2 separate regions of the Homo sapiens genome follow, and region 1 is linked to region 2. The links are chromatin loops, found by intact Hi-C in ENCODE. Cell type or tissue: OCI-LY7. All regions are shown on one strand. Each heading gives the region's core, and the rest is flanking DNA. Links, peaks and the distances in the headings are about the cores only. Region 1 overlaps CASK (calcium/calmodulin dependent serine protein kinase). Region 2 holds the start of LINC02601 (long intergenic non-protein coding RNA 2601).

Evidence for each region. Peaks named below come from ENCODE experiments on the same cell type or tissue, not always from the same donor. Only the 100,000 strongest peaks of a DNase experiment are listed, where the experiment ranks them.
Region 1: a loop joins it to region 2, with 3 times the contacts of the local background. A loop is called at or near these places in 5 of 110 quality-filtered maps.

What each region holds. Positions count from the first base shown.
Region 1 is chrX:41,551,521-41,567,425 of GRCh38, forward strand. It overlaps CASK (calcium/calmodulin dependent serine protein kinase), which reads right to left. Exons shown (of 27, transcript NM_001367721.1): 17 at 10,039-10,124; 18 at 8,259-8,327; 19 at 5,512-5,580; 20 at 4,080-4,115; 21 at 2,199-2,395. Among named protein-coding and RNA genes, the nearest start is that of CASK-AS1, 42 kb to the left of the region's middle. In OCI-LY7, for the core only: CTCF peaks have their summits at 7,194 and 7,397; a DNase peak (open chromatin) is centred at 7,201.
Region 2 is chrX:41,266,914-41,282,818 of GRCh38, forward strand. LINC02601 (long intergenic non-protein coding RNA 2601) reads left to right here and starts at 8,826. Exons shown (of 2, transcript NR_135616.1): 1 at 8,826-8,970; 2 at 9,176-9,865. RefSeq lists enhancers at 8,912-9,412, 9,413-9,913 and a silencer at 9,079-9,438. In OCI-LY7, for the core only: CTCF peaks have their summits at 9,385 (motif pointing right) and 9,592; DNase peaks (open chromatin) are centred at 9,058, 9,428, 10,178 and 10,418; H3K4me3 peaks cover 2,274 bases; H3K27ac peaks cover 2,304 bases.

The DNA.
Region 1 (15,905 bases), core at 3,068-11,067, 280 kb after region 2:
ACAAATGCCCTGTTTGCAAAATGGGCCACTTGGTAACTCTGATATTCCACTTATCATTCTTATTAAAGGCTTTCACATAAAAATTGGTCACTGAGGCCTGGTGTGGTGGCTCACACCTGTAATCCCAGCACTTTGGGAGGCCAAAGTGGGTGGATCACGAGGTCAGGAGTTCACGACCAGCCTGGCCAACATGGTGAAACCCTGTCTCTACTAAAAATATGTGGTGGCGGGTGCCTGTAATCCCAGCTACTCAGGAGGCTGAGGCAGGAGAATTGTTTGAACCCAGGAGGTAGAGGTTGCAGTGACCTGAGATCATGCCATTGCACTGCAGCCTGGGCCACAGGGCGAGACTCCGTCTCAAAAAAAAAAAAAAAAAAAAAAAAAATTGGTCACTGAGCTCCCCAGTACCTTTTTTTATTTCCCGGACACAGAGTCTCACTCTGTCGTCCAGGCTAGAGTGCAGTGGCGCGATCACGGCTCACTGCAACTTCCACTTCTCGGGCTCAAGCAATTCTCCTGCCTCAGCCTCCCAAGTAGCTGGGATTATAGGTGCCTGCCATCACACCTGGCTAATTTTTTTTTTTTTTTTTATTTCAAGTAGAGACAGGGTTTTACCATGTTGGTCAGGCTAGCTTCGAACTCCTGACCTCAAGTGATCTGCCCACCTCGGCGTCCCAGAGTGCTAGGATTACAGGTGTGAGCCACCATGCCTGGCCCCTGATACCTTTTCAGCTATTCAGTGCTTTCAAGGTCATTTGAAAAACATATTTTCTGCGGCACTTTTCATTTTTTTTCATCAGGAGGATTTATCCAAATAATCTCATCCACCATTACAGGAAATAGGAAGCAAATCTGCTTTTTGCACTGCCATCACTCAGGATTCCTCCAGAGGACTCAGAGTTCTAGAAATTGGTGAAACATTTATATAGATGATCTGACTAGGCAGAAGAGGTCTGGAATCTACACAATTATTTTCAATAAATGCCCATAATATATGGTAACATTAAAGAAGACATTCTGTAAAATGTAAATATCAGTAAGAATATAATGGCATCATCACGGCAACGACTTAAAGATTGCTTTCCTCCTGCTTATGCTTGAACTGTTTCTCGAAGATCAGACTGAAAGACAATGCCAGATGGAAGGCTGCTGCTTCTCCATTTGGGCCCACGTTTCCTTATGTATAAAATGATGGCATCTGAAGTCCTCATCAGCTCCAACATTCTAAATTTAATACTATTTTTTGGGGAAACATGGGATAGCTGAAAGAGGCGATCAAGCAAAAGAGATTAACTGAGAAATCTCTTAACTAGTGAGAAAAATAGATAAAAGCAGGTAGAAATTTCTATGGACTCAATGTCTTTGGTCTCTTTTAGCTGGGTTCAAGTATTTTAGGAGGAACTGGCAGGATGCTTAATGGCTGTTATTTTTTGCCACATGAAACAAAACTCAGACATTATCTCTTTTGTGCTAGAAATAATCTGGTATATTGCCCAAGTACCAACAAAGGTAAAACCATCAATATTTTCCAAAAGACAGTTCAACTAAGGAAACGGTAACAATAATAGCAGAAATAGATTTTATCAAAATATACAGTGATCTGTGACTCCTTTTCTCTCAGTTAAAAACAGTGCCTAAAACCCCTAACTTTAGCCTGCTTTTAGGGCTTAAACTTTCTAGCAGAAAAGGTATTTTTAAAGGACTGGCAAGGTAAAGAACAAAGCTTCTGACTACCTCCTTCTAACAGTGAAATACATTTTATCTTCAAATACTCTGAGTGACACTGAAGCACTGCACCTACATTTTTTGCTGGTGGTGGGAATGGGATGGGCATGAAAGCATGTAGAAGGGCAAGGAGAACGTACATTTTTTTAATGCCATTCTAAAACAATTATAACAGCATATAGGAGTGGAGGGCTCTGCTGTGAGACCATGACTTGGCTCAGGGCTGCTCATCCAATCTCTTTCCAGACCTTCCTTTCTTTTTGTGTAAAATGAAGCCCTGACTCTGCAACTAGGATCTCACTAGATACTGAAGATATAGAATTCTTGGATGACTAATTTAAATTTTGTTTGGCTCGTAAAGGAAGGAATATATCAAACAGGTTTTACACTCTAAAATAATATAAAATTGGAAAATGGATGGTCAGGGCTTTGTTTTTATAACCAAGCAAAGCAAAACACGCATAAAAACATACCATTCCTGAAGTTCAGGAGAAGGAATGAGACCTGCAGTTCCATTTTTGGAGTTTTCCAGTTTACCCTGCCACCAATTATGATCATCCTTACTAATAATCTGGATGATGTCACCAACTCTGAATCGAATGCCAGCTTCTTTACAGGGGATGAGGTCATCCTTGGCTGGATCATATTCAAATTGTGCTCTTACATAGATCTATAAAACAGGAGTTCGTAAGAAAGGATGCCATAGTGATGTGAAAGAGAAGTTAGCTCTAATGTCATAACCACACACCAACAGTTACAATACAAACAGGACATCAGATGGTGAAAGCAAAAACGATGCATGGAAATACGACACAAAAAACTTCTACCGCTAGAAACAATGTACTAGTAATCTTTGATGAGTATAGCTTCAAAACTTTGCTGTTTTTATTTGGAAGGAACACTTGAAATACTTGTTTAATAAAAATAAAGACTTAATTTATGCTTTTACTGTAACAGAATAGGCCTCTAATTATAGAAAAGTATGCTCGCTCTTTTTTAAACCTGCATTGGTGATGCTGGCATTATGGATACGTTGTCATGACTGCGTGGCAGCCTTTAAGCCATAAATACTAGCAGTCAGGATAGGTTTTAACCCTAAAGCAGCACACGATATAAAATTAGCAAGAACTCTGGGTTGGTATCTTGCTGTAGAATGCTTATATGACAACTGGCAGTGTGTCTACACATTGCTGATAAAGTTAAGTGTAACTCAAACAATTTTTTAAAAGTTAAAAAAAGCTTCATTTTTTTCTAATTTAGGTTTTAGGTTTGTATTTTACTCTTCTGAGAGAATAAAAATGAATTTGAACCCTAGCTTCCCCCAATGTAACACTTGAAATCAGCACAGAGCTTCAAGACATGCATAGTTCAAGGCTCTGAGTTTTATGATATGTGAGTTTACTTAGGAAATAGATTAGCATTCAAGGGTTTATTATATGGCAGCATTTTATGAATTATTTTATTTTTTAAATGCTTTAAGATAAGGTAATTCATACCCAATGTTCCATCAATTATACAGTCTTAAGACAAAATTATGGGTGAATTCTATCAGGTACTAATTTATACATATCTTAACACTAAATCTGATTATTTTTAATACCATATTTCAAGATAAAAATCCCATAAAAATTCTATCTCTTGAAATTAAAATTGAATATTAATGTTTAAGTCACTGTAAAACCAACCTGAAGACTTTGGAACCACTGTGTGATTTTTCTGTTTATTTTCAGCAATCCAGCCTATAAAATTACAAGTCTCTGCATTTGCATTTAAAATCTATACCTCTAAAGTGCTGGCAATTTGAAAGTTACTTGCCAGTGTTAGGCAGCACTTAACTTTTCATGTTTGAACTAACACAGGTATATCAGGATGTGAAGCTAAGATAATTTATATTCTTTTCTTATTTTTCATTGCAAATGGCTTTTAGAAATACACATGCAAATACAAATTTAAGAAAAAGCTTTCAACTTCAGAAAATTTTTGCTTAAAAATGTTCATCAGCATTTTAAGAATAACTTTTTAGTTAGTCTTAGAATTCTAAGAATTTTATAACCTTTAAAATTCTTTTGCATGCCAGAGGCAGGCCCACAGCCACCCCCAAAGGCTGAATTCTTAACCATTAATATAAAATTATCAGGTTGAAATTACAATAACCATTACAGCTACAAAGATGTGAGGAAAAATTCTTTATAGAGAATTAGTCATGTGTAATGTGTTAAAATGAAATGGTACAAGCTCTCAATGCTCAAATGTTATGGTCCAAAATGCAAACATTATGGGATGGAAAGGGTTAATAAAGGATTGGCTATTAGCTGCTCAGTTTAGAGAAGTTTCTATAGAGGATATCTATTCACCTGTCGTCCTTTTGGTTGGGTAGTTGATGGCAAGTCCTGTAGAATAAAGCCAACCCAGGAGAAAAATTTTCATTTATTTTTCAAGAGTACAAAGTAATTTGTGTGTTCTGTTACAATATGGTTAAAAAAATGAGCTAGATTTAAGTTGTAAAGAGATAATATACATTATTCCATTTATCAGAAATGTTGAGTTATCAAAAAGTCAAACCCAGGCCATTTAGCAGCAAGCTGAAGAAAGCAGGTAAGTTTAAGCAGAGAGAAAATGTGTTCTTAAGAAACAACTCAGCATCTTCAACACAAAAGCCACTGCAAGTGAAACAGCCTATTAAAAAAAAAAAATAAATAAAAGGAGCTGTTGCCCTTTTCAACTTAGTCACTGCAACCATTTAGATTTTGAAAAATTCAATGGCTATATGGCTTTTCATCATCTTAAAAGTATTAAATGTTAACTGTTATGAATGAATTCCTTTGGTAGCCTATTTTAAAGTTGAAAATAAAGTCATAGACAATTTTCTTTCATAATTTCTCTTACGATATACTTAGAATATCATTCCATTTGAGATAATTTCTAAATTATTTACAATTTTACCTGATAAAAAAGTTGATATATTCTCAAAGGGCAAATTAAAAGTCAGGAAAGAAGAATACTGCTGCATTATTAGAACTCTCAATAATTTTAACTGGGTCATAAACAGCAGTATTAGCAACCAAAATATTGCCAGTCTGCACCTGTTAAGTGCTTCCATTTGTTTAAATAAGTTAAAAACAATTCTTTCTATATTCCAAAATGGATAGTTCTGAAAAAATTTAAAACTCCAAGTTCAAGTCAAATATAAAGTACTTTGTGTTAAAGATGTGATAACAGCGTGGCTTAAGTGCAGTTTGAAGCCAGTTCTTTTTGCTTTTCATATCCAGGCAAGGCTTATAATTCACAAAAATATGTGCACGTACCACAATAACAGAGGGCACACCAATTCGTAAACTTAGATAGCGGAAACTAAAACATGTTGCTGATATCACTCAGAATAGAAAACTACAAAGCCCAAGAATACCCAAATGCCTACTCTGCAAAATTCTTACATTTATCTTTTTCAAATTAAAAAATATTTAGAAGTTTAAACAAATTTCCGTTTACATCCTTTGCATAGGTTTGAGCAAAGTCATACATACAAATGGGGTGGCATAGAAATATTTTTAGAATGACCAAAGCAGTCTTGAACTATATTTCTTCAAATTTAACTATTGAAGGGGATTTTTAATGAGAAGGAAATGTTGAAAAAGATTTTCCAGGAGTAAAGTGCATTGTAGCTGTAGTAGCCTTGTATATCAGCAGAAGACACTATTTCCACTGAACACATGTAACTAGAACACTCATGGCAGGTGAGCACCAACAAAATTGTCACACTTTGCTGTGTGGAGCTAAAGTTCTTACCGAAACAGAATTGTTAGTGCTGCTATGACCATTAGCTGGGGACTGTCTGGAAGTGGAAGGGGAATCTCTCTGAAATAAGACACAAGGTTCATTAACACAGAACACCAGCACAGAAACACAGAGATATTTACATCAACAGTAACAACCACAGTCTGACAACCATTTCCTTTGAGGTTTGAGCTGTATAGGTGCCATACTGACTTGCTTGCATGATTTCACAGAAGTATGAAAAAAATTTTGCAGTTCGAAGGCTCACATATTTTAAGTGATGACTGTGTCATTCATTAATCAATTCTTTCCTATCTCTAACATTCTATACCTTTTCTTTCTTTTAATGAGACCCAGAAGAGTGACTTGATATTAAAACCCTATCAAGTATAAGATGACAAACATTACCATAAATTATCGTGCTGAAGATCCCAACTGCCTAATTTTTATTAAAGATTAGGTTTGAAAAGTATTTAATAATTTTTAGTACCTGTGTCAAGAGTTACTAACTGACCCAATCTGAAGAGAAACAAACCTAAGATTTCACATGTTACAATCACCTCAGAATCTTTCTATTATAGAATAAATATTATTACTAGTAAGGGTAAAAGAGATATACATCAGAGAAGAACTCTTTTTTTAAGACTATTTTAGCAGATTGATTAAAACAATAATCTCAAGCCTATAACAATATTACACTTCCAGCAAAGATCCTAGGAGCCACAGCCACTCTTCCTATATCCAGGCTCCTCTATCGCTTGCTTTCTCTCTACTATTCTATACACTCAAAATATTTTCCAGGCTCCATTCCCTTAGTGTCCAAATCAACTTTAACGATAAGAACAAGGAGAGGAAGGAAATAAGTACTTTTTAATTTTTGCTTCTGTAGAGTTCTTTTAAGCCTTAGAAATGTGCATGTCTTTTTAAAAGACATTTTTTTTCCCCAGATGACTTAAGAGCATTTCTAGAACCTGTCAGCCTTAAAGGTAATGAGATCCCTTAGAAGAGCATTCTCATATGTTAGTGAGCAAGACTGATCTCCAGGTGCCACCCGCAGAGACTCAAGTCAGTAGAGCCAGGGTGAGGGGCAGGGGTCTACTCTTTAACCAAGGACCTGGGGGATGCAGATGCAGGTGGCCAGAGAGCCTTCTTTTTTTTTTTTTGAAGTATTGCCCTAGCTGGGAAGAGTCCAACCACAAGCTTGAATTCTGCCAGGGAACAGGAGGGCCAAAAAGGCTGGAGGTGGAGCTAGGAGAGAAGTATCATTATTTTTTCTACTATTCAAAGGCAAAGAAGGTAAGAGGGGTTCTTCTTACTCAAGAACATAGAATTTACATCTATGATACTGGTTCCACCCCAAACTAGTTCGACCATTTAAAAAAAAAAAGAGAAACTTATGTTGTATTAATAACTAACAGTACCTTCTGGTTAGTTAGCCAAAAAGACAAAAGTCAATTGTATTTACTAAATTTCTTCAACAGATGAGAAATGATATAAGGACATCTGTAACTCTGGAATATTAAAATTATTTACATAGAATGTTAAGTGTGACATTCTTTGTTTCCCAGCAAAGTTTGTGTTCTAGGTAACAAATTTCAATACTCTGAATCCTGGAACAGAAGCAATTCTGCATTTTCTTTTGAAATATACTATTAATTGAAGTTCCATAAAAAGCCACCAAGAGGAGCTCAAGACCCGTTACAACGGACACCTCAATTGCCATGGCTCACCAAAAATATACTTGACAAAACTATACATTTTAATATGTATCTTCAATAGGCTTTTAAAAAATATGAAGCCTCTGATTTTTCTTATGAAATTTACACCATCACTAGAGACTAGAAGTATTACAATTCTCTCTCAGGTTCTCCTAAGTACAAATCCAATAAGTTACCTGTCAGTCTTAAAAATAAACTTTAGGAAGTGTGTACTTCATATTGATGCACATACTCTCGGAAGATGCACATGAAAGAACAAGCTTCAATAAATAACACTCGAGCTGAACGTGCAATGACCAAAGGATGATATCATTTATGCCCATTTATATTTCCAATACAAAAAGAATAGATTTTTGAATCTCATTTAACAACCAACACAAAACTGAATAATATAGGTTGGAAGAACTATAATTTCTACAGGATAAGCCTATTTTAAGAAAGAAACTTTGGGGCTGTATTACTCTAGAAAACTTACTTGTTTACAGATCACATACCATTCTAAATTTAAACAGTTTTACAAAAGGTTGCAAAAGCCTATTTCCCTCTAGTGAAGTCAATTATCAATTCATTGCAGACTTAACTTCCATCTAGAGACCTGTCACAATTGTATGAACAACTGTATCTCAACAGAAATAGATCACTTCTCAGATCCTTAGAAAGAAGAACTATCTATGTGATTTCTTAACAAGGGAAGTGAATGAACTTCCTGGAAATATTACTGCAATTATGGCCTTTAGTTTTTTTCCCTCAGACACTCCGTTTTTTCCTTATTAAGCCTTATGTCATCATTTGTAACTTCTCTACATTTTGCTCAGATTTCAGCCTGCAAAAAGTTCAAAGTGCTGAGGAGATCCACATGGAAGCAGGGCTGAGTAGGTGGATGGGACCTACTCTGTTCCGTTATCTTTGTTGTAAAATTGGTGTGCAGTGATCTAACAGCACAGGCAGAAACAATTTCCCAGAAAGCAAAAACATACAGCCATCAGCAGACAGTTAGTTAAGAACTCAGAGCAGATGGGGGTGGTTTGTTAGAGTCATTACCTCACAGGACGAAGACTGAGTGCGGTAACTTGGCACAATCTTGAAGGTAATACTCCCCCGCATTTCCCTCTGGAGGGGGGGTGGTGGGAAAGAAAGAAAAGTTTTCTTACAAACAATTGTTCACAAAACCATGTAAGAAGCCACTCAAAACACATGGGGGCAATTAGCACAAGCCATCTGAGAGCACATAGCCGGAAAATGAAATGTAGTCATGAAGCAGGGACTGCTCGAGTTAACAGTAGAGTAAGTTCCTGGGAAAAGCCCAGCAGCCAATTGCCTTTTGCTCATACAGCAATGGTCTCACAGATCTTCAATGGTCACCTTTTTATAGATGTGAATACAAAACTTTCTAAGTGACATGCCTTTCAAAAGTGAATATACATTGAATTAGACAATAGACTAGGTAATTACATAAAAATTACATTGAGTATGCCACATTATAATGGTGTACCCCATAGAATATGCTTTTTACTTTTAAAAATTTTTTATTTATTTATTTTTTTGAGACAGAGTCTCGCTCTGTCATCCAGGCTGCAGTGCAGTGGCACCATCTCGGCTCACTGCAAACTCTGCCTTCCAGGTTCCAGTGATTCTCCTGCCTCAGCCTCCCGGGTAGCTGGGATTATAGGCACGCGCCACCATGCCTTGCTAATGTTTGTATTTTTAGTAGAGACGGGGTTTCACCATGTTGGCCAGGCTGGTCTCAAACTCCCGACTTCAGGTGATTCACCCACCTTGGCCTCCCAAAGTGCTGGGATTACAGGCATGAGCCACCGCACCCAGCCACTTTTTGCTTATTAATTTTGGCTTTTTTTTAAAAAAAAATTTTGGGCTGGGAGTGGTGGCTCACACCTGTCATCCCGGTACTTTGGGAGGCCAAGGCTGGTGGATCACCTGAGGTCGGGAGTTCGAGACCAGCCTGGCCAACATGGAGAAACCCCGTCTCTACTAAAAATGCAAACATTAGCAGGGTGTGGTAGCGCATGCCTGTAATCCCAGCTACTTGGGAGGCTGAGGCAGGAGAATCCCTTGAACTCGGGGGGCAGAGGTTGCAGTGAGCTGAGATCACGCCATTGCACTCCAGCCTGGGCAACAAGAGCAAAACTCCGTCTCAAAAAAAAGAAAAAAAAATGTTTGGTGAGTCTGTGAAGCTTATTTCATACTTAATAGGTATTCATAACCTGGGTGCTACTACACTGCAGTGGGAAAAGGGATCAGAGGCCCCAAACACCTCTGTCTGCTTGCTATGACAATGAACATAGGCAAAGGCTGTCATTTTGCCTTTTTAAAAAATCCAAAGCCTAATTTGAATACAGATTTTGGATATGTATGGTCAAAAATGGCCTGGTCTACCGTGGCTTTCCTCCCTTCTATGCTGTAGAGAAATCCACGACAGCTGGCTATGACTCAGCTCAACAGGAAAGAGGTTTCTGACACTGCTGATGTCAGGAGAGTTGAGGTCAGTGAGAAACTAGTTCACATGTACAAACACTGAAAAGGTTTTCTTTAATCATCTGCTTGGTAAGAAACAGGAGATAAAGGATAAAAGGAGAGTGTTAAAGCCCACACTGCTAAAGACAGGCAAAATGTTTGTAAACTCTATTGTATTTCAACATTTTTCTAGTTGTCAGTTTTATGAATGTTATATAAGTTCAAGTCCACATAAATATGGTACCAGAAATTCTCTGATTACAGAAGAATACTCCTTATTTGTATATTTAAAAACAAGCTAACAAAGTAAAAGTCAATTTTAGGAAAGGAAAAACTTTCATTTACTTACAAGCATTTTTTGCAGTTGTTCCACTGTTTGGTTAGCCACACTGATGCCATTGATTTCTCGAATTTCATCACCAACATGAAGTGTACCTAAGAAATTATATAACATTATAAACATGAAATGATATATGCTTTCATAGTAACAAAATCCAGAGGCATCAATGTAATTTTTAAAAACTAAGTTGAATATTGAGGGCCAATATTTCAGAGGCAGGTACAAGTTTGGTTGCAGCAGAATTATTTAACTCATGTAGTAACCTCATCAAAACAGATATATCTACTTGTGGAAGGCACAGTTTTGATGGATGGCTGCAGAAATCTATTTTTCTGAGAGAGGTGGTATGTATAGTGGTTTAAAAGTATGGCTTCTGGATCCAGACTGCCTGGGTTCAAATTCCAGCTTCCTTGCTTACTAGCTTTAAGATCTTGGGTAAATTACTGAAACTCTCCATACCTCAGTTTTCACATTTGTAAAATGGAGATGAAAATAGTACCCATCTCATAGGATTGTTTTAAGAACTAAACAAATTTAATAAATGCAGAAGGCTTAGAACTGTTCTTGGCACATACCAAGCACCATGACAGTGTTGGCTGCTATCGTTATCTACCAGATATGATACGAAGGTTGTCAATTTTCCAAGAGTTGTGACATGATAATATCTACACAACAGCAAATTCTGTTAAAGATAATTTAATCTTTTGGTTGGCATTTCAGCATCTTGTAATACTTCAGCTAGAAAGAAATGACCAAGAACCAATGCTTAGAGTGTTATTTACAATGTTGCTTCCTTATTTATAAATTGTGCAGAAATGTACACACTGACCTGGCTTCATTACAAAAAGATACCTCTGCATGCAACAATTAAAGAATAAACATTCATCTTAAGTACACGTGGGCCATTTATAAAAACGATTAAAGTGCTATGCCATAAAGCAAGTCTCAACAAACCTCAAAGAAATGGTGTCATACAGACTACATTCTCTGACCACAATGTAATTAAGTTAGAAGTAAATTACAAAAAGATATACAGAAAATCCTGTTAAGTGTGAAAAGTAACAGACAATTATAAATAATATAGGTCAATGAAAAATATCATAATAGAAATATAAAAATACTTAGAACTGAGTTATAAAAATGCGTCATGTCAAAACTGGTGGGATACATTAAGACAGTACTTAGAGGGAGAGTTTAGTCTTAAAGGCACATATTAGAAAAGAAGGCTGGGCCAGGCATGGTGGCTTCCACTTGTAATCCCAGCACTTTGGGAGGCTGAGGTGGGCAGCTCATGAGGTCAGGAGTTTGAGACCAGCCTGGCCAATATGGTGAAACCCCGTCTCTACTAAAATATAAAAATTAGCTGTGCGTGGTGGTGGGCACCTGTAATCCCCGCTACTTGGGAGGCTGAGGCAGGAGAATCGCTTGAACCCGGAAGCAGAGGTTGCACCATTGCACTCCAGCCTGGGCGACAGAGCGAGACTCCATCTCAAAAAAAAAAAAAAAAAAAAAAAAAGAAAAGAAAAGAAGGCTGGGCATGGTGGCTCATGTCTATAACCTCAGTGTTTTCGGAGGCTGAGTGAGGCGAGAAGATCACTAGAGGCCAGGAGTTTGAGACCAACCTGGGCAATAAAGCAAGACTCTATCTCTACAAAGTATTAAAAAAATTAGCTGAGTGTGGTTGCCTGTAGTCCTAACTCAGGAGTCTGAGACAGGAGGATTACTTGAGCCCAGGAGTTCGAGGTTGCAGTGAGCTATGATTATGCTACTGCATTCCAGCCTGGCCGATGGAGCAAGACCCTGTCTCAAAAAAAAAAAAAAAAAAAAAAAAGACTGGAAATAAATGAACTATGTGTCAAATTTGTAAAGTTAGCCAAAACCAATAGAAAGTTAAAAAAAAAGGAGATAATAAAAATTAGGTCATAAAACAATGAAACAGAAAATAAACATATAATGAAGAGAATGAACCAAACCCAGAGTGGGTTTCTGAACAAACCTCTGGCAAGGTTGATCAAGAAAAAAAGAGTAGGCACAAATAAACAATATTAGAAATGAACAGGGGCATAATGACAAAGATGGCAGAGAATAAAAAGATGAGAGAATACTATGAAGAAGCTCTCTGCAATATTTTAAAACTTATTTTTTTTTAGGAAAATGTAATTTACCAAAACTCACTCAAGAAATAGAAAGCCTGGATGGCCTTTTAATGTTAAAGAAATTGAAGCAGTTGTTAAAAAACAAAAACAAAACTTTCTTAAAACTAAAAACCAAAACACTAGGCTGTGATACTTTACAGGCAAGTCCTGCCAAACTTTCAAGACACAAATCATTCCAATATTATATAAAATCTCTCGGAGAACTGAAGAGGGAATACTCTCCAAGTCATTGTGTGAAGTAGATATAACTTTGAAACTAAAATCAGAGAAATACAAGAGAGGAAAATTAACTACGGGCCAGTCTCACTCATAAATGCACATACTGAGATCTTATAAACAAAACATTAGCAGACAGTCGGGCAGTACATAAAAAAGATAATATGTAATGACTAAGCTGAGTTTATCTGAGAAATGCAAGGGTAGTTTATCATTAGGAAATCTTTAAAAGACATTCACCACATTAACAGATAAAAGGAAAAAAACAAATGATCATCTCAGCAGATTCTGAAAGAGCATTTGATTAAATTCAAAACCCATTCACAATTAAAATGCTCAGCAACTAAGAATATAAAGGAACTTCTTTAGCCCTAATAAAAGGCATGTACTAAAAATCTACATTATTCTTAATGAAGAAATATTGGAAAGGTTCCTTTTTAAAAAAACATTTTTTTCTAGAGACAAGGTCTCTCTCCGACACCCAGGTGAGTACAGTGGCGTGATCATAGCTCACTACAGCCTCGAACTCCTGGGCTCAAGCAATCCTCCCACCTCAGCTTCCTGAGTAGCTGGGACTATAGGTGAGCGCCACCATGCCCGGCTAACTTTAGATTCCGTTTAAAAACAAGAATAGGACGGGATGTCTACTATACCACTCCTTGAAAGACTGCCGGTCCTAGCCAGTGCAGTAATATAACAAAGAGAAGTTAAAGAAATAATGATGTTTCCTGCTGTCAATATTAGACAGATCAATGAGACAGAAGGTTAACAAGGACATCCAGGACCTGAACTCAGCTCTGCAACAAGTGGACCTAATAGACATCTACAGAACCCTCCACCCAAAATCAACAGAATATATATTCTTCTCAGCACCACACTGCACTTATTCTAAAATTGACCACATAATTGGAAGTAAAGCACTCCTCAGCAAATGTAAAAGAACAAAAATCACAACAAACTGTCTCTCAGACCACAGAGCAATCAAATTAGAACTCAGGATTAAGAAACTCATTCAAAACCGCTCAACTACATGGAAACTGAACAACTTGCTCCTGATTGACTACTGGGTAAATAACGAAATGAAGGCTGAAATAAAGATGTTCTTTGAAACCAATGAGAACAAAGACACAACGTACCAGAATCTCTGGGACACATTTAAAGCAGTGTGTAGAGGGAAATTTATAGCACTAAATGCCCACAAGAGAAAGCAAGAAAGATCTAAAATCGACACCCTAGCATCACGATTAAAAGAACTAGAGAAGCAAGAGCAAACAAATTCAAAAGCTAGCGGAAGGCATGAAATAACTAAGATCAGAGCAGAACTGAAGGAGATAGAGACACAAAAAACCCTTCAAAATATCAATGAATCCAGGAGCCGGTTTTTCTGAAAAGACCAAAAAAATTGATAGACCGCTAGCAAGACTAATAAAGAAGAAAAGAGAGAAGAATCAAATAGATGCAATTAAAAATGATAAACGGGATATCACCACCGATCCCACAGAAATACAAACTACCATCAGAGAATACTATAAACACCTCTATGCAAATAAACTAGAAAATCTAGAAAAAATGGATGAATTCCTGGACACCTACATTCTCCCAAGACTAAACCAGGAAGAAGTTGAATCTCTGAATAGACCAATAACAGGCCGTGAAATTGAGGCAATAATTAATAGCCTACCAACCAAAAAAAGTCCAGGACCAGACGGATTCACAGCCGAATTCTACCGGAGGTACAAAGAGGAGCTGGTACCATTCCTTCTGAAACTATTCCAATCAACAGAAAAGAGGGAATCCTTTCTAACTCATTTTATGAGGCCAACATCATCCTGATACCAAAGCCTGGCAGAGACACAACAAAAAAACAGAATTTTAGACCAATACCCCTGATGAACATTGATACGAAAATCCTCCATAAAATACTGGAACGTCGAATCCAGCAGCTCATCAAAAAACTTATCCAACACGATCAAGTCAGCTTCATCCCTGGGATGCAAGGCTGGTTAACATACGCAAATCAATAAACGTAATCCATCATATAAACAGAACCAACGACAAAAACCACATGATTATCTCAACAGATGCAGAAAAGGCCTTCAACAAAATTCAATGGCCCTTCATGCTAAAAACTCAGAATAAGCTAGGTATTGATGGAACGTATCTCAAAATAATAAGAGCTATTTATGACAAACCCACAGCCAATATCATACTGAATGGGCAAAAACTGGAAGCATTCCCTTTGAAAACTGGCACAAGACAAGGATGCCGTCTCTCACCACTCCTATTCAACATAGTGTTGGAAGTTCTGGCCAGGGCAATCAGGCAAGAGAAAGAAATAAAAGGTATTTGATTAGGAAATGAGGAAGTCAAACTGTCCCTGTTTGCAGATGACATGACTATATATTTAGAAAACCCCATTGTCTCAGCCCAAAATCTCCTTAAGCTGATAAGCAACTTCAGCAAAGTCTCAGGATACAAAATCAATGTGCAAAAATCACAAGCATTCCTATACACCAATAACAGACAAATAGAGAGCCAAATCATGAGTGAACTCCCATTCACAATTGCTACAAAGAGAATAAAATACCTAAGAATCCAACTTACAAGGGATGTGAAGGACCTCTTCAAGGAGAACTACAAACCATTGCTCAACGAAATAAATGAGGACACAAACAAATGGAAGAATATTCCATGCTCATGGATAGGAAGAATCAATATCATGAAAATGGCTATACTGCCCAAAGTAATTTATAGATTCAATGCCATCCCCATAAAACTACCAATGACTTTCTTCACAGAATTGGAAAAAAAACTACTTTAAAGTTCACATGGACCCAAAAAAGAGCCCGCATTGCCAAGACAATCCTAAGCAAAAAGAACAAAGCTGGAGGCATCACACTACCTGACTTCAAACTATACTATGAGGCTACAGTAACCAAAACAGCATGGTACTCGTACCAAAACAGAGATATAGACAAATGGAACAGAACAGAGGCCTCAGAAATAATGCCACACATCTACAACCATCTGATCTTTGACAAACCTGACAAAAACATGAAATGGGGAAAGGATTCTCTATTTAATAAATGGTGCTGGGAAAACTGGGTAGCCATATGTAGAAAGCTGAAACTGGATCCCTTCCTTACACCTTATACAAAAACTAATTCAAGATGGATTAAAGACTTAAATGTTAGACCTAAAACCATAAAAACCCTGGAAGAAAACCTAGGCAATACCATTCAGGACATAGGCATGGGCAAGGACTTCATGACTAAAACACCAAAAGCAATGGCAACAAAAGCCAAAATAGACTAATGGGATCTAATTAAACTAAAGAGCTTCTGCATGGCAAAAGAAACTACCATCAGAGTGAACAGGCAACCTACAGAATGGGAGAGAATTTTTGCAATCTACCCATCTGACAAAGGGCTAATATCCAGAATCTACAAAGAACTCAAACAAATTTACAAGAAAAAAACAAAGAACCCCATCAAAAAGTGAGCA
Region 2 (15,905 bases), core at 5,017-13,016:
CCAGATAAGTGAGCATGGTGTGAGTTTAGCAAGCATCCAGGTAAATAAGTGTGCATGACACATGAGAGCATAATGTTGGAAAGGGAAGGGCGTTTGAAAGCACGTTTCGTAAGACCAAAGAAAACACACCTGCAGTTTGTCTCAAAGCTACGTCTTGAGACTGAGGAGAAAGGAGGAAAGGAAAACAAGTTTTTAAAACACAGTTTGAAGCTAAGCTGGGTCTAACTCTATTGCCCAGGCTGGAGTACAGTGGCGCAATCACGGCTGACTGCAGCCTCGACTTCCCAGGACCAAGTGATCCTCCCACCTCAGCCTCCTGAGTAGCTGAGACTACAGGCATGAACCACCACACCTGGCCAATTATGTATTTTAGTAGAGACAGAGTCTCACCATATTGCCCGGGCTGGTCTCGATCTCCTGGGTTCAAGGAATCTGCCTACCTCAGCCTCCCAAAGTGCTGGGATTACAGGCATGAGCCACCCCACCTGGTCTCTTTTTCCCTCTTGTTTTTAAAAGATATTTGAAATTTAGCTTTATATTCTGGCCAGGCACAGTGGCTCATACCTGTAAACCCAGTGCTTTGGGAGGCCGAGGCAGGAGGATTGCTTGAGCCCAGGAGTTTGAGACCAGCCTGAGCAATATAGTGAGACCCCATCTCTACAAAAAATTAACAAAAAGTTAGCCGGGCATGGTGGTGTGCGCCTGTGGTGGCCCAGCTACTCAGGAGGCTGGAAATGGGAGGGTCACTTGAGTCCTAGAAGCCGAGGTGCAGTGAGCTATGATCACGCCACTGCACTCCAGGTAGGCAACAGAGACCCCGTCTCTACAAAAAAGAAAAAAAATGGTCACAGCCATGCATCAGCAGATGTCCAATAATTCCAATGATAGCTGTAATAGTAAGAAAATGACAGGCCCGGCCGAGCGTGGTCGCTCACGCCTGTAATCCTGACACTTTGGGAGGCCGAGGAGGGCGGATCATCTGAGGTCAAGAGTTGGAGACCAGCCTGGCTAACATGGTGAAACCCTGTCTCTACTAAAAATACAAAGAATTAGCCGGATATGGTGGCGGGCACCTGTAATCCCAGCTACTCAGGAGGCTGAGGCATGAGAATTGCTTGAACCCGGGAGGTGGAGGTTGCAGTGAGCTGAGATTGCACCACTGCACTCCAGCCTGGGCGAGAGAGTGGGACTCCATCGCAAAAAAAACAAAAAACAAAAAACAAACAAACAAACAAAAGACCGGACGCTGGATTACGCCTGTAATCCCAGCACTTTGGGAGGCTGAGGCGGGCGGATCACAAGGTCAGGAGATCGAGACCATCCTGGCTAACACAGTGAAACCCCGTCTCTACTAAAAATACAAAAAAAAAATTAGCCGGGCGTGGTGGCAGGCGCCTGTAGTCCCAGCTACTCAGGAGGCTGAGGCAGGAGAATGGTGTGAACCTGGGAGGCGGAGCTTGCAGTGAGCGGACATCGCGCCACTGTGCTCCAGCCTGGGTGACAGAGAGAGACTCCGTCTCAAAAAAAAAAAAAAAAAGAAAATTAAAAAGAAAATGACAGGCTAGGCGTGGTGGCTCACACCTGTAATCCCAGCACTTTGGGAGGCCCAGGTGGGAGGATAGCTTGAGCCCAGGAGTTCGAGACCAGCCTGGGCAACATAGTGATATGGTTTGGCTGTGTCCCCACCCAAATCTCATCTTGAATTCCGACGTGGGAGGTAACTAAATCATGGGGGTAGGTCTTTCCCATGCTGTTCTCGTGATAGTGAATAAGTCTCACAAGATCTGATGGCTGTAAAAAGGGGAGTTTCCCTGCATATGTGCACCTCTCTTTGCCTGCTGCCATCCACATAAGATGTGACTTGCTCCTCCTTGCCTTCCTCCATGCTTGTGAGGCTTCCCCAGCCACGTGGAACTGTAAGTCCAATTAAACCTCTTTCTTTTGTAGCTTGCTCAGTCTCTGGTATCTCTTTATCAGCAGCATGAAAGCGGACTAATACATATAGTGAGACCCTATCTCTACAAAAAATACACACATTAACTGGGTGTAGTGGCACGTACCTTTGGTCCCAGCTATTTGGGAGGCTGAGGTGGGAGGATCACTTGAGCTTGGGAGGTTGAGGCTGCAGGATTGCACCACTGCACTCCAGCCTGGGAGACAGAGTGAGATCCTATCTCAAAAAAAAAAAAAAGAAAAGAAAAAGAAAAAAGAAAAACAAAAAAACCAACATGTCCTTAAGGGAGCCCTGAGATGGCAATTCCCTCTGTTCTCAGGGTGGCAGGGCAGGGGCCCTGGAATAGTCAACTCTAGATGTTTCAAGAGGGCACCCAGTGTGGTAGACTCTGGCTGTGTCTCCCACACTCCCCACAGGTGGTGAGCACGAGTGACCAACTGGCCAAGGAGGGCTCTGCCATTAGACACTATTTCAGTGCCCCTTCTCATCATGGACAAGGGTCCACAGAACTGCCGGGGGCAGAAGGTTCTTCCAGGTTCCCAAAGGCTCAGGGCAGATCAAGGTGTAGCCAACAGATAGGGATGGGAAGAGGTGGCCTGGTAGGGCGATACCTCCACACCATGCCCTGAAACACCATCACCACACAGATCAGAAACCTCTGTCTTTTTGTGGCTGGTACGTAATTTTTTTTTTTTTTTTTTTTTGAGACGGAGTTTCGCTCTTCTTGCCCAGGCTGGAGTACAATGGTGCAATCTCGGCTCACCGCAACCTCCACTACTGGGTTCAAGCAATTCTCCTGCCTCAGCCTCCCAAGTAGCTGGGATTACAGGCATGCGCCACCACGCCCAGCTAATTTTTGTATTTTTTTAGTAGAGACAGGGTTTCTCTGTGTTGGTCAGGCTGGTCTCGAACTCCCAACCTCAGGTGATCCACCCACCTTGGCCTCCCAAAGTGCTGGGATTACAGGTGTGAGCCACCGCGCCCAGCCTGCTGGTGTGTAATTTTATGGTGCCCAAGCCAACTGCAGCACGGCTGCTCTCATAATGCAGGTACCTCTGCAAATTAGACCTTCATCATTGTTTTGAAATGTCTAATAGGAAAAGATAGTTCAGATTCAAAATCCATTCACATTACATAAGAAATGTAAACATTCCACTTGTCCACAAAAGAAAGAGCTGTCAGATTCTTAGTTTTTTTGTTTTTTGTTTTTTTTGTTTTTTCCGGACAGGGTCTCACTCTGTCGACCAGGCCAAAGTGCAGTGGTACTATCTCGGCTCACTGCAGCCTCTGCCTCCTGGGTTCAAGTGATTCTCCTGCCTCAGCTTCCTGAGTAGCTGGGATTACAGGCACGTGCCACCATGCCTGGCTACCAGGTTCTTTAAATATAATATCAACTGTTGCAAAATTGTAAATGGATGATAAAAAATGTTAAACGTTAACTTGTGCTAACACAACTTCCCCTTGATGGTAGCTATCAAGCATTTGAAGTTGGTCGGGTGCGGTGGCTCAAGCCTGTAATCTCAGCACTTTGGGAGGCTGAGGCGGGTGGATCACCTGAGGTCAGGAGTTCGAGACCAGCTTGGCCAACATGGCAAAATCCCGTCTCTACTAAAAATACAAAAATTAGGTGGGCGTGGTGGTGTGCATCTGTAGCCCTAGCTACTCGGGAGGCTGAGGCAGGAGAATCGCTTGAACCTGGGAGGCAGTGACTGCAGTGAGCCGAGATCGTGCCATTGCACTCCAGCCTGGGCGGCAGAGCGAGACTCAAGTCTCAAAAAATAAAAAAGTATTTGAAGTGTTCAGCAGTTCAGCATAAGTCCAGGTCAGAAATTGCCACTGTAAGCATAAAACCTCATATAAAGAGTTTTGTTACACTCCTTGGTGTTTACCCAAACGACTGGAAAACTTATGCCTACACAAAAATCTGCACACAGATGTTTATAGCAGCTTTATTCATAATTGCCAAAGCTTGGAAGCAACCAAGATGTCCTTCAGTAGGTGAATGGATAAATAAACAACTGTGGTATAGCCAGACAGTGGACTAGCACTAAGTAGAAATGAGCTCTCAAGCCATGAAAAGACATGAAGGAAACTTAAATGCATACTATCAAGTGAAGGAAGCCAATCTGAAGAGGCTACGTGCTGTACGATTCCAACTACTCTATGTGACACTCTTGAAAGAGCAAAACTGTGGAGATAGTAAGAAGATCACTGGCTGCCAGGGGCTAGCCGGGAGGGAGGGATGAACAGCTGGACCACAGGGGATCTTTAGGGCAGTGAAAATACTCTGGGCTGGGCACACTCGCTCATGCCTGTAATCCCACCACTTTGGAAGGCTGAGGTGGGAGCATTACTTGAGCCCAGGAGTGTGAGACCAGCTTGGGAAACATGGCGAGACCCCGTCTCTACAAAAAACAGAAAAATTAGTGGGGCATGGTGATGTGCGCCTGTGGTCCCAGCTACTTGGGAGGCTGAGCTGGGAGGACCACCTAAGCCCAGGAGGCAGAGGTTGCAGTGAGCCATGATTGCACCACTGCACTCCAGCCTGAGCAACAGAGCGAGACCCTGTCTCAAATAAACAAAACAAAACAACGAAAAAGAAAAAATACTCTGTATAATACTATGATGCTGGACATACATAATCATACATTTGTCCAAACTCACAAAATATATAACACCAAGAGTAAACCCTAACGTAAACTGTGGACTCTGGGTGATGATGATGTGTTGATGCAGGTTCATCAATTGCAACAAATATACCACTCTGGTGGGGGATATTGATAATGGGGGAGGCTGTACCTGTCGGGAGTCAAGGGGGTATATGGGAAATCTCTGTATCTTCTGCCCACTATTGCCATGAAACTAAAACTGTTCTAAAAAATATAAAGTTGGCTGGGCACAGTGGCTTACACCTGTAATCCCAGCACTTTGGGAGGCTGAGGTGGGCAGATCACCTGAGGTCAGGAGTTTGAAACCAGCCTGGCCAACATGGTGAAACCCATCTCTACTAAAAGTACAAAAATTAGCTGGGCATGGCCAGGCACGGTGGCTCACACCTGTAATCCCAGCACTTTGGGAGGCCAAGGCGGGTGGATCACCTGAGGTCAGGAGTTTGAGACCACCCTGACCAACATGGTGAAACCCCGTCTCTACTAAAAATACCAAAACTAGCCGGGCATGGTGGCACATGCCTGTAATCCCAGCTACTCAGGGGCTGAGGCAGGAGACTTGCTTGAACCCAGGAGGCGGAGGTTGCTGTGAGCCGAGATCGCGTCATTGCACTCCAGCCTGGGCAACAAGAATGAGACTTTGCCTCAAAAAAAAAAAAAAAAAAACAAAATTAGCTGGGCACGGTGGTGTGCGCCTGTAATCCTAGCTACCCGGGAGGCTGAGGCAGGAGAATCACTTGAACCTGGGAGGTGGAGGTTGCAGTGAGTTGAGATCATGCCACTGCACTCCAGCCTGGGCAACAGAGTGACTCCGTCTCAAATATATATATATATATATATGTGTGTGTGTGTGTGTGTGTGTGCGTGTGTATAGTTTGGCTGGGCATGGTGGCTCACACCTGTAATCCCAGCACTTTGGGAGGCTGAGGTGGGCAGATCACTTCAGGCTAGGAGTTCGAGACCAGCCTGGCCAACATGGCAAAACCCTGTCTCCACTAAAAATACAAAAATTAGCCAGGCATGATAGTGGGCACCTGCAATCCCAGCTACTTGGGAGGCTGAGGCAGAAGAATTAGAATTGCTTGAATCTGGGAGGTGGAGATTGCAGTGAGCTGAGATCCTACCATTGCACTCTAGCCTGGGCGACAGAGCAAGACTCGGCCTCAAAAAATAAAAATAAAAATAAATAAATAAATAAAATTAAAGGCCGGGCACGGTGCCTCACACCTGTAATCCCAGCACTTTGAGAGACCGAGGTGGGCGGATCACCTAAGGTCAGGAGTTAGAGACCAGCCTGACCAACATGGAGAAACCCCGTCCCTACTAAAAATACAAAATTGGCCAGGTGTGGTGGTGCATGCCTGTAATCCCAGCTACTCGGAGGCTGAGGCGGGAGAATCGCTTGAATCCAGGAGGCCAAGATTGCACCATTGCATTCTAGCCTGGGCAACAAGAGTGAAACTCCATCTCAAAAAAAAAATTAATTTATATATATATATATAAAGTTTATTAAAAGGAAAAGTTATGGGTTGGGTGTGGTGGCTCATGCTTGTAATCCCAACATTTTGGGAGGCCAAGGTGGGAGGATCACTTGAGGCCAGGATTTTGAGAACAGCCTGGGAAACATAGTGAGACTCCATCTGTACAAAAATTTTAAAATTTAGTCAGGTGCGATGCTGCATGGGTAGTCCCAGCTACTCGGGAGGCTGGGGCAGGAGGATCACTTGAACCTAGGAGTTTGAGGCTGCAGTGAGCTATAATGGCACCACTGCACTCCAGCCTGGGCAACAGAGTGAGACCCCCATCTCAAAAGAAAAGGAAGAAAGGAAGAAGGAAGGAAGGAAGAAAGAAAGAAAGAAAAGTTATGTTGATGGAAGCAAACTACAATCGATTGTTGAAAGGCTATTGGCTGGGTGCAGTGGCTCACGCCTGTAATCCCAGCACTTTGGGAAGCTGAGGCAGGCGGATCACTTGAGGTCAGGAGTTCGAGACCAGCTTGGCCAACATGGTGAAACATCGTTTCTACTAAAAATACAAAAATTAGCCGTGGTGGCGTGCACTTGTAATCCCAGCTACTCAGGAGGCTGAGGCAGGAGAATGGCTTGAACTCAGGAGGCAGAGGTTGCAATGAGCCAAGATCATACCACTGAACTCCAGCTTGGGTGACAGAGCCAGACTCTGTATCAAAAAAAAAAAAAAAAAAAAAAAAAAGCCACAAATTCCTCTCATCCTAATGTGCATACCATTGTGCAATCTCTGCCATTCATTCGTCCCATCCATCACTGAGGCTTATTTCTCCCCTCTCTCCATTCTCCCTTCACCTCTCTAGTCTGGGCTGGCTTTGCGACTTGCTTTGGTTAATAGAATGGGGCAGGAATGACTCAGGACTCTTACAGGTCAGTAAGTTTGAAGCTTCTGCCTTGATTCTCTTAGAAAACTCTAGGTGCCATATAAGGAGGCTCATCTAGCCTATTAGAGGATGAGGGGCAATCTTAGACATTTTAGGAGGAACTCCAGTCAAAACTGGCAGAGGAACTGCCCAATCCAATCACTGGAATGGTAAGAAATAGTAAACTATTGTTGCTTTGGGCCACTAAGTTTTGGGGTGGCTTGTTACACAGCCAAGCCTTAACTAAAGCACAAGCTCAATTTATCGTATCATTAAAAAATAAAAATATGCCAGGCGCGGTGGCTCACGCCTGTAATCCCAGCACTTTGGGAGGCCAAGGTGGGCGGATCACCTGAGGTCAGGAGTTTGAGACCAGCCTGATCAACATGGAGAAACCCCATCTCTACTAAAAATACAAAATTAGCCGGGCATGGTGGAGCATGCCTGTAATCCCAGCTACTCGGGAGGCTGAGGCAGGAGACTCTCTTGAACCCGGGAGGCGGAGGTTGTGGTGAGCCAAGACCATGCCATTGCACTCCAGCCTGGGCAACAAGAGTGAAACTCCGTCTCAAAAAAAAAAATAAAATAAAAATAAATAAATAAATAAAATTAATTAAATGAAAATATATAATGGGGGGGAGTAGGTGAGGATATAGGTGAAAAAAATTGGCCCTACATTGGTAATTTTTTTTTTTAAGACATGGTCTTGCTTTGTTGAAGTGGCAAGGTCACAGCTCACTGCAACCTCCTGGACTCAAGTGATCCTCCCACCTCAGCCTCCTGAGTAGGTGAGACTACAGACACGTGCCACCATGCCCAGCTAATTTTTAAATTGTTTTATAGAGATGGGGGGGCGGTCTCGCTATGTTGCCCAGGCTGGTCTCGAACTCCTGGGCTCAAGTAATCGGCCTGCCTCAGTCTCCCAAAGTGCTGGGATTACAGGTGTGAGCCACCACACCTGGCCTACATTGGTCATTGTTGAAGGTGAGGATTTGTTATCTACTTATCTACTTTTATGTATGTTCGAAATTTCTCATAATAAAAAGTTAAAAAAGCAAAAGAGGGGGTTGGAAAGATTTCATTAGAAAATGTTATACACATGCTTGGTATTTCACACCTTTCCTAATAGTCTGTATTTAATTTTCTTTTTATGTTGCTTTTTGTTTTTAAATTTTTACCTAGTTAACATTTTTTTTTTTTTTTTTTTGAGACGGAGCCTCGCTCTGTCGCCCAGGCTGGAGTGCAGTGGTGTGATCTCGGCTCACTGCAAGCTCCGCCTCCCGGGTTCACGCCATTCTTCCGCTTCAGCCTCCCGGGTAGCTGGGACTACAGGCGCCCGCCACCACGTTCGGCTAATTTTTTGTATTTTTAGTAGAGATAGTCACGTGTTAGCCAGGATGGTCTCGATCTCCTGACCTCGTGATCCGCCCGCCTCGGCCTCCCAAAGTGCTGGGGTTACAGGCGTGAGCCACCGCGCCCGGCCCCTAGTTAACTTTTTTTAAAAATTTCCTCCTTTTCCTTTTTTTCTCTTGAAGTTGAAGCCTTGGAGGTGCTTTTCATTCAGTTACAGAAAGCACCACCCCAGCTTAAAATGTATTTAATTTTATTTACAGGATTACATAATATACGGAAAATGAAATATATGTTTTTCCCACCGGGTCCCATTTTGACTCCCCCAATACCCTCCAGTTCATCCCGGAGTGCTGCAGATATCTATACATTTCCTGGATGTCTCAGGAGGTGAAAAAAAAAAAAAAAAAAAGGCAGGGAGGGAGCCCAACTGACTCTACATCCAGAAACCTCTCTCAAGGCAGCTCGTGCCCCCAGGCAGGATTCCAACAGTGCAGAAGCCCCCAGTCCCCAAGTCCGGGGTGGCAAGGACTTCCAGCCTCCCCGGGGAGCCACCTTGGCCCTCCCTCCCTCCTGCTGGCTGGGTGCCGCGCTGCGGGGCTGCTCAGGTTGGTAACTGTGCAAAGCCGGGGCCCGCCTGCTGGACGATGGGGGTTAGGGGGGTGGGGGTGCTGCGAGGTGCGACAAGGCTCTCCCTCGCTGCAACCACGGAAAAGGCGGATCAGCCTCCATTACAAACCGCTGTAGGAGGGGCCAGAAGCTTGGCCTGGCCAGACCGGGCCGTCGTTGAATCCCTGCATCCATCTTGCCCAGGTTCCCTGCTGAGTCCCCCGCTGGGCTGTGATCGTTGCGGATTTAAACACCACACTGTGGAAGCGGAGATGGCCCCGCGTGCACCGCTGAAGTGAAGGGGCTCGTGGCAAATGATGCGGGGGGACAGCGGCCAGAGCAGACCCCGGCGGGGTGGCCCGCCCGGGAGGTGGCTGAGGGTCCCCGGCTGCGGGGTGAGGGGCGGGACCGGGAGGCACACCCTCCGTGATCGCCACCAGAGGCCGCCTGGAACCCGAGTTTCAACCTCCCGGGGATCCTGTCCCGCTTCCCAGCGATGTTTGCCATGACTGCTGCGAGTTCTCCGACCTCGAGGCCACTCTCCTTTCCTTCCAAGGACGCCCAGAACCCGCGGAGGGAGGAGGGGGTGAGGGAGGAGGGAGAGAGGAGGCAGGAGGGAGGGAGGAAGGTGGCGGGGAGAAGAAGAGAGGGAGGGAGGAAAAGGAAGGAACTGCGTTGGCCTGTCGCCTCCGCACTGTAAGATTCTGGCACCCAGGGTCCCGGCCCCCTCTCCTGGGGCCAAACGTTCCGGTTCCCGATGCCAGGCTGCAGAAAAAATGAGCACACTGAACACGTGGACTAGCACATAAATAAGGTTATTACCTCCTTTTTATTTTTTGCACACTAATTAATAAACTACTGCAACGGAAAAAGAGAAAGCAGGCAGAATGCAAACAGCCTCTCGGTGGCTCTGTTATGTAGGAGGGAGGTATGGAGGCTGCTTGGTGGTCAAAGAATTCCTCCAATGCCCGCTCCAAAGCGGAGCCCTGCAACGGCCTTAAATCAAAAGGAAAGCGGGTGTCAGCAGCAAGCACAGAAAGTGGGGCCTAGTTCAGCCAGGAGCTAACACAATATTCCTGCTGGGGTGGGGATGGGGGCACGACTATTACAAAACTAGGGCCCCCTGAAAGCGCCCTGCCCCACCCAACACACACATTCACTTCCTTGTAGGTTTGCGCTGCAGGCAGCTTCCGTTGAACCATACCCGGACCTCCACCCACCATGACCAGAGCTGCTGGGGCTGGGAGCAGGCACCTGCCCCAAGCACTGGGCCACCAGCGTCCCCTTGCCCAGGAATTTAGGATTGGGGTACAGAAAGGGAAAACAGTGTCTATGGAAAGCGGGAGATCATCCTGTGTAAACAGGGGAGCTGGGGAGAGAGAGGCCACAGGGATTCTGCCTTCCGCCTCACTGCAGCATCCTCCCAGCATCTGTAACCATCCCTGTCTTCCGGTTCCCGAGGCACCCATGACCTATAACGTCCTTCTGGGGCTCAGTGAGCTAGAAACTTCTGTTACTTGCACCCAGCAGAGTTCTAAATAATATGCCCTCAAAACCAAGTTTGCTTTCTCATTTTACTTTTTTTTTTTTTAAATAGACTTTATTTTTTTCGAGCAGTTTTAGGTTCACAGCAAAACTGAGAGGAAGGTGCAGAGATTTCCCATATTCCTCGCTGCCCCTGCACAAGCACAACCTCCCCCCAGCAGCATCCCCCTCCAGATGAGCCTGCATGGACACATCATTATCACCCAGGAGCCACAGCTGACATCAGGGTTCACTGTCGCTATGGTACATTCTGTGGGTTTGGACTAATGCATAATGCCACACATCCACCATTATAGTGTCATACGGAGTATTTTCACTGCCCTACAAATCCGCTGTGCTTCACCTATTCATCCCCCCTCCCCACAACACCTGGTGGCTGCTGAATTATTTTTCACCTTCTCCATAGTCTTGCTTTTTCCAGAATGCCATATAGTTGGAATCATATAGTATGCAGCCTTTTCAGATTGGCTTTCGCTTAGTAATTCCTTTTACTTTTGCAGTAAAAGTTTCCTGCTTACGTTTTCCCAACCCTTCTCTCATTTAGTGTATGGTACATACACGGTACAACACATCTTCCAATTGAGGAAAAATCTCATTTCAGGCCTACAAAAAAATTAGAATCAAGTGTTTTTCCTTTCAGAAAAAGGAAATTAACATTTGTGGAAAACTTGAAATGAGAGATCCCGGCATTTCTATTTCCAGCCATAGTGCAACCTGTCTAAAGCGTTCTCTGATTCATCTTCCAGAGAGAGTTTTAAACACCTGGGGAAGCATGCGCAGAAAAGCGGTTTCCTCACCCAAGGATGGCCACGACCCTGTGGCCTGACACTCATGGCACGGTTCTGAGGGCTGCTCCCCTCTGCCCTGGCAGCGTGATTCCATCTGCCGTGACGAGAGTCCAGCGGCGCTCTGCATTGAAGCAAAGCCATGGAGCCCTGTTGCAGGAGCACCTGCAAACACTCATCGCCTCCTTATTTCTCCGGAGGTCATAATCATTGTGCCATTGGCAGGTGTTTCTCTCACTTAATCCCCACTCTGTCTCTGCAACCCTCTCCCATCAGCCATAATAACAGCAACAGCAGTTTAAATGTACTGACTGTTGAAAATGTTCCAGGCACCTTCCTTTTTTTAATTTAATTTTTTTGAGACGGAGTCTCTCTCTGTCGCCCAGGCTGGAGTATAGTGGTGCGATCTCGGCTCACTGCAACCTCCACCTCCCGGGTTCAAATGATTCTCGTGCTTTAGCCTCCTGAGTAGCTGGAATTACAGGCACTTGCCACCACATCCAGCTAATTTTTGTATTTTTAGTAGAGACGGGGTTTCACCATGTTGCCCAGGCTGGTCTTGAACTCCTGACCTCAGGTGATCCACCTGCTTCGGCCTCCCAAAATGCTGGGACTACAGGCATGAGCTACCGCGCCCAGTCTCCAGGCACCTTTCTAAGGGCTTTATTTTTATTTATTTACCTCTTTTTTTTTTTTGACAGAGTCTCACTCGTCACCCAGGCTGGAGTGCAGTGGCATGATCATGGCTCACTGCAGCCTCAACATCCTGGGCTCAAGTGATCCTCCCACCTCAGCCTACGGAGTAGCTGGGAGTACAGGTGGCACGTGCCACCACACCTGGCTAATTTTTGATGTTTTGCAGAGATGAGGGTCTCACTATGTTGCCCAGGCTGGTCTCGAACTCCTGGGCTCAAACCGTCTTCCTGCTTCAGCCTCCCAAAGTGTTAGGATTACAGGCGTGAGCCACTGCACCCAGTCTAGCACTTTTATTATTATTATTGTTGTTGTTGTTATTATTTTCTGTCTTTCTTTTTTTTTTTTTTTTTTTTTGAGATGGAGTTTTGCTCTTGTTGCCCAGGCTGGAGTGCAATGGTGCGATCTCGGCTCACCGCAACCTCCACCTCCTGGGTTCAAGCGATTCTCCTGCCTCAGCCTCCCGAGTAGCTGGGATTACAGGCATGCGCCACCACGCCCGGCTAATTTTGTATTATTAGTAGAGACGAGGTTTCTCCATGTTGGTCAGGCTGGTCTCTAATTCCCGACCTCAGGTGATCTGCCCGCCTCGGCCTCCCAAAGTGCTGGGATTACAGGCATGAGTCACTGCACCCGGCATTTATTATTATTATTTTCTTAGAGACGGGGTCCCACAATTCTTCTGCCTCGTCCTCTGGAGTAGCTGGGGCTATGGGTCTGCTTCATTGTGTCTGGCTTATTCTCATTTTTCAAGATTTAGTTAACTTGCTCAATATCACATACTAGTTGGGAGACAAAGTCAACACAGGTGGATCACTTAGCAAGGCAAATGGCTACAAGTCTTGTTTAATAAAGCACACATTCAGTCCAAGAAAGTTGAAGCCACAGAGTGTATGATGTAGTTATCTATGGAAAGGTCCCTGAAAGTAAGTGGTGAACCAAGTTTTGAAGATGTTCCATGATCAGGCATCCAACGGGAAGCTAAAACAATTTGCTGCAGATGTCCTGACTGACCATGGACCCTGGGGGTCTGTGTGTGATTCTCTTATCTTGGATTGCGGGGGCTCCAAGTCTATTTGCCAAAGACTTTTCTTTTTCTTTTTTTTTTTTTTTTTGAGACGGAGTCTCGCTGTGTCACCCAGGCTGGAGTGCAGTGGCACGATCTTGGCTCACTGCAACCTCCACCTCCCAGGTTCAAATGATTCTCCCACCTCAGCCTCTGGAGTAGCTGGGATTACAGGCAGGTGCCACTGCACCCAGCTAATTTTTGTATTTTTAGTAGAGACGGGGTTTCACCATGTTGGCCAGGCTGGTCTTGAACTACTGACCTGAGGTAATCCGCCCACCTCAGCCTCCCAAAGTGCTGGGATTACAGGCGTGAGCCACCGCCCAGCTATTTGCCAAAGACTTTTCAAGTACTATCGGCCAAAGTGGCAGAGCAGCTTGTACCAAAGCCTGGACTGCAGAGCTGTCAGTTGCTCAGAACTGGCAATCTCTGGTCTACTGGGCAATTGGGTCAGAGTAGCTCATTAGAATAGGGTGTGTGTTGCCTCCAAAATCCAATGACACCAAACATTGTGCCTCTTCCTTTTTTTTGAGGCAAGGTCTCACTCTGTTGCCCAGGCTGGAGTGCACTGGCACAAACACGGCTCACTGCAGCCTTGTCCTCCTAGGCTCAAGCAATCCTCCTGCTTCAGCCTCCTGAGTAGCTGGGAGTACAGGCACGTGCCACCACACCCAGCTGATTTTTTATTTTTTGTAGAGACAGATTTTGCTGTATGTTGCCCAGGCTGGTGTGCCTCTTTCTTCTTCTTCTTTTTTTTTTCTTTTCTTTTGTTTTGTTTTGTTTTTGAGATGGAGTCTCGCTCTGTTGCCCAGGCTGGAGTGCAGTGGCACAATCTCGGCTCACTGCAACCTCCGCCTACCAGGATCAAGCGATTCTCCTGCCTCAGCCTCCTGAGTAGCTGGGACTACAGGCACGTGCCACTACGCCCGGCTAATTTTGTGTATTTTTAGAAGAGACAGGGTTTCACTGTGTTAGCCAGGATGGTCTCAATCTCCTGACCTCATGATCCGCCTGCCTCTGCCTCCCAAAGTGTTGGGATTACAGGCGTGAGCCACCGCGCCCGGCCGCCTGTTTCTTAATGGTAGGTGGTACCGCCTGTCTTTCACTTTGGCAGTGACACCCCACCTTCCTCAAGGTGGTGGGAATGTCTGTAGGTGAATAGTGAATTCAGTTTTTGAAGAAGCCATCAGAAAAGTGAGGGAAGGGAGGGAGCGGCATTCCAGGCAGGACAGGGCAGAGGCATCACAATGGAGCTCAGCAGATTACAAAAGAGGAACTGTGGCAGGGAGTGGTGGCTCATGCCTGTAATCCCAGCACTTTGGGAGGCTGAGGCAGGCGGATTGCTTGAATCCAGGAGTTTGAGACCAGCCTGGGCAACATGGCGAGACCCGCATCTCTACAAAAATTTTAAAAAGTAGCTGGGTATGGTAGCTCATACCTGTAGTCCGAGCTATTTGGGAGGCTGAGGTGGGAGGATTGCTTGAGCCCAGGAGGTTGAGGCTGCAGTGAGCTGTGACTGCATTCCAGCCTGGGTGACAGAGCGAGACCCTGTCTCAAAATAAAAATAAAAATAAACAGTTTAGGCCCAGTGAGCCACTATTATCTGTTAGGGAAGGGTGAGAACCCTCCCAAATCCAAGTTCCCAGACACCAGCCAAGGGTCACCCTGGTACGCAGGCCTTTCTCAGGAGGACAGCCAGGCCTGCTGTGTCCATTCTTTTCTGCACAACCTGTTTTCCATGGGCCCATGAAGAATGTGCACAAGATGGTCACTGCAGTGCTGTTTGTAATGGCAGGGATCCCCAGGCGATTAGGTTGCCTGTCTCAGGGACTGTGGATAGGTAGATGCCCATCCTAGAATCCTAGACCTTTTTTTTTTTTTTTTGAGACGGAGTTTGGTTTTGTCACCCAGGCTGCAGTGGCGTGATCTTGGCACACTGCAACCTCCGCCTCCCAGGTTCAAGCGATTCTCCTGCCTCAGCCTCCCCAGTAGCTGGGATTACAGGCGCATGCCACCATGTCCAACTAATTTTTGTATTTTTAATAGAGACGGGGTTTTGCCATGTTGGACAGGCTGGTCTGGAACTCCTGACCTCAAGTGATCCGCCCACCTCAGCCTCCCAAAGTGCTGGGATTACAAGCATGAGCCACCGTGCCCGGTCCAATCCTGCACCTCTATTATGCAGTAATTAAAAGCAATGCATTAGGCTGGGCGTGATGGCTCACGCCTGTAATCCCAGCACTTTGGGAGGCTGAGGTGGGCGGATCACCTGAGGTCAGGAGTTCCAGACCAGCCTGGCCAACATGGTGAAACCCTGTCTCTACTAAAAGTCCAAAAATTAGCAGGGCATGGTGGCAGGTGCCTGTAATCCCAGCTACTCAGGAGGCTGAAGCAGGAGAATCACTTGAACTCGGGAGGTGGAGGTTGCAGTGAGCCGAGATCGTGCCACGGCACTCCAGCCTGGGTGACAAGAGCGAGAATCTATCTCAAAAAATAAATAAATAAATAAATAAATAAATAAATAAATAAATAAAAGCAATGCATTCTATGTATACATAGTAATGTACACACAGTAATGGAAATAGACCTGAAAAACTTAGTCCTTGGTGAGAGAAAGGTGAGAAACAAGGTGAAATATATAACCCAATACCATTAATGTAAACTCAAAATATATACATACAAAAATACATGCATACAGGTGCCACTGATAAAAATTTCAAAAGTAGGAAAACCAATCTATGTTGTTAGGAGTCCCATAGAAATTACCCTAGGGGCACAAGGCGCTTCTGGAGTGCTGGTCATTCTCATTCTTGAGCTGGGCACTGGCTACACAGGTATGTTCCCT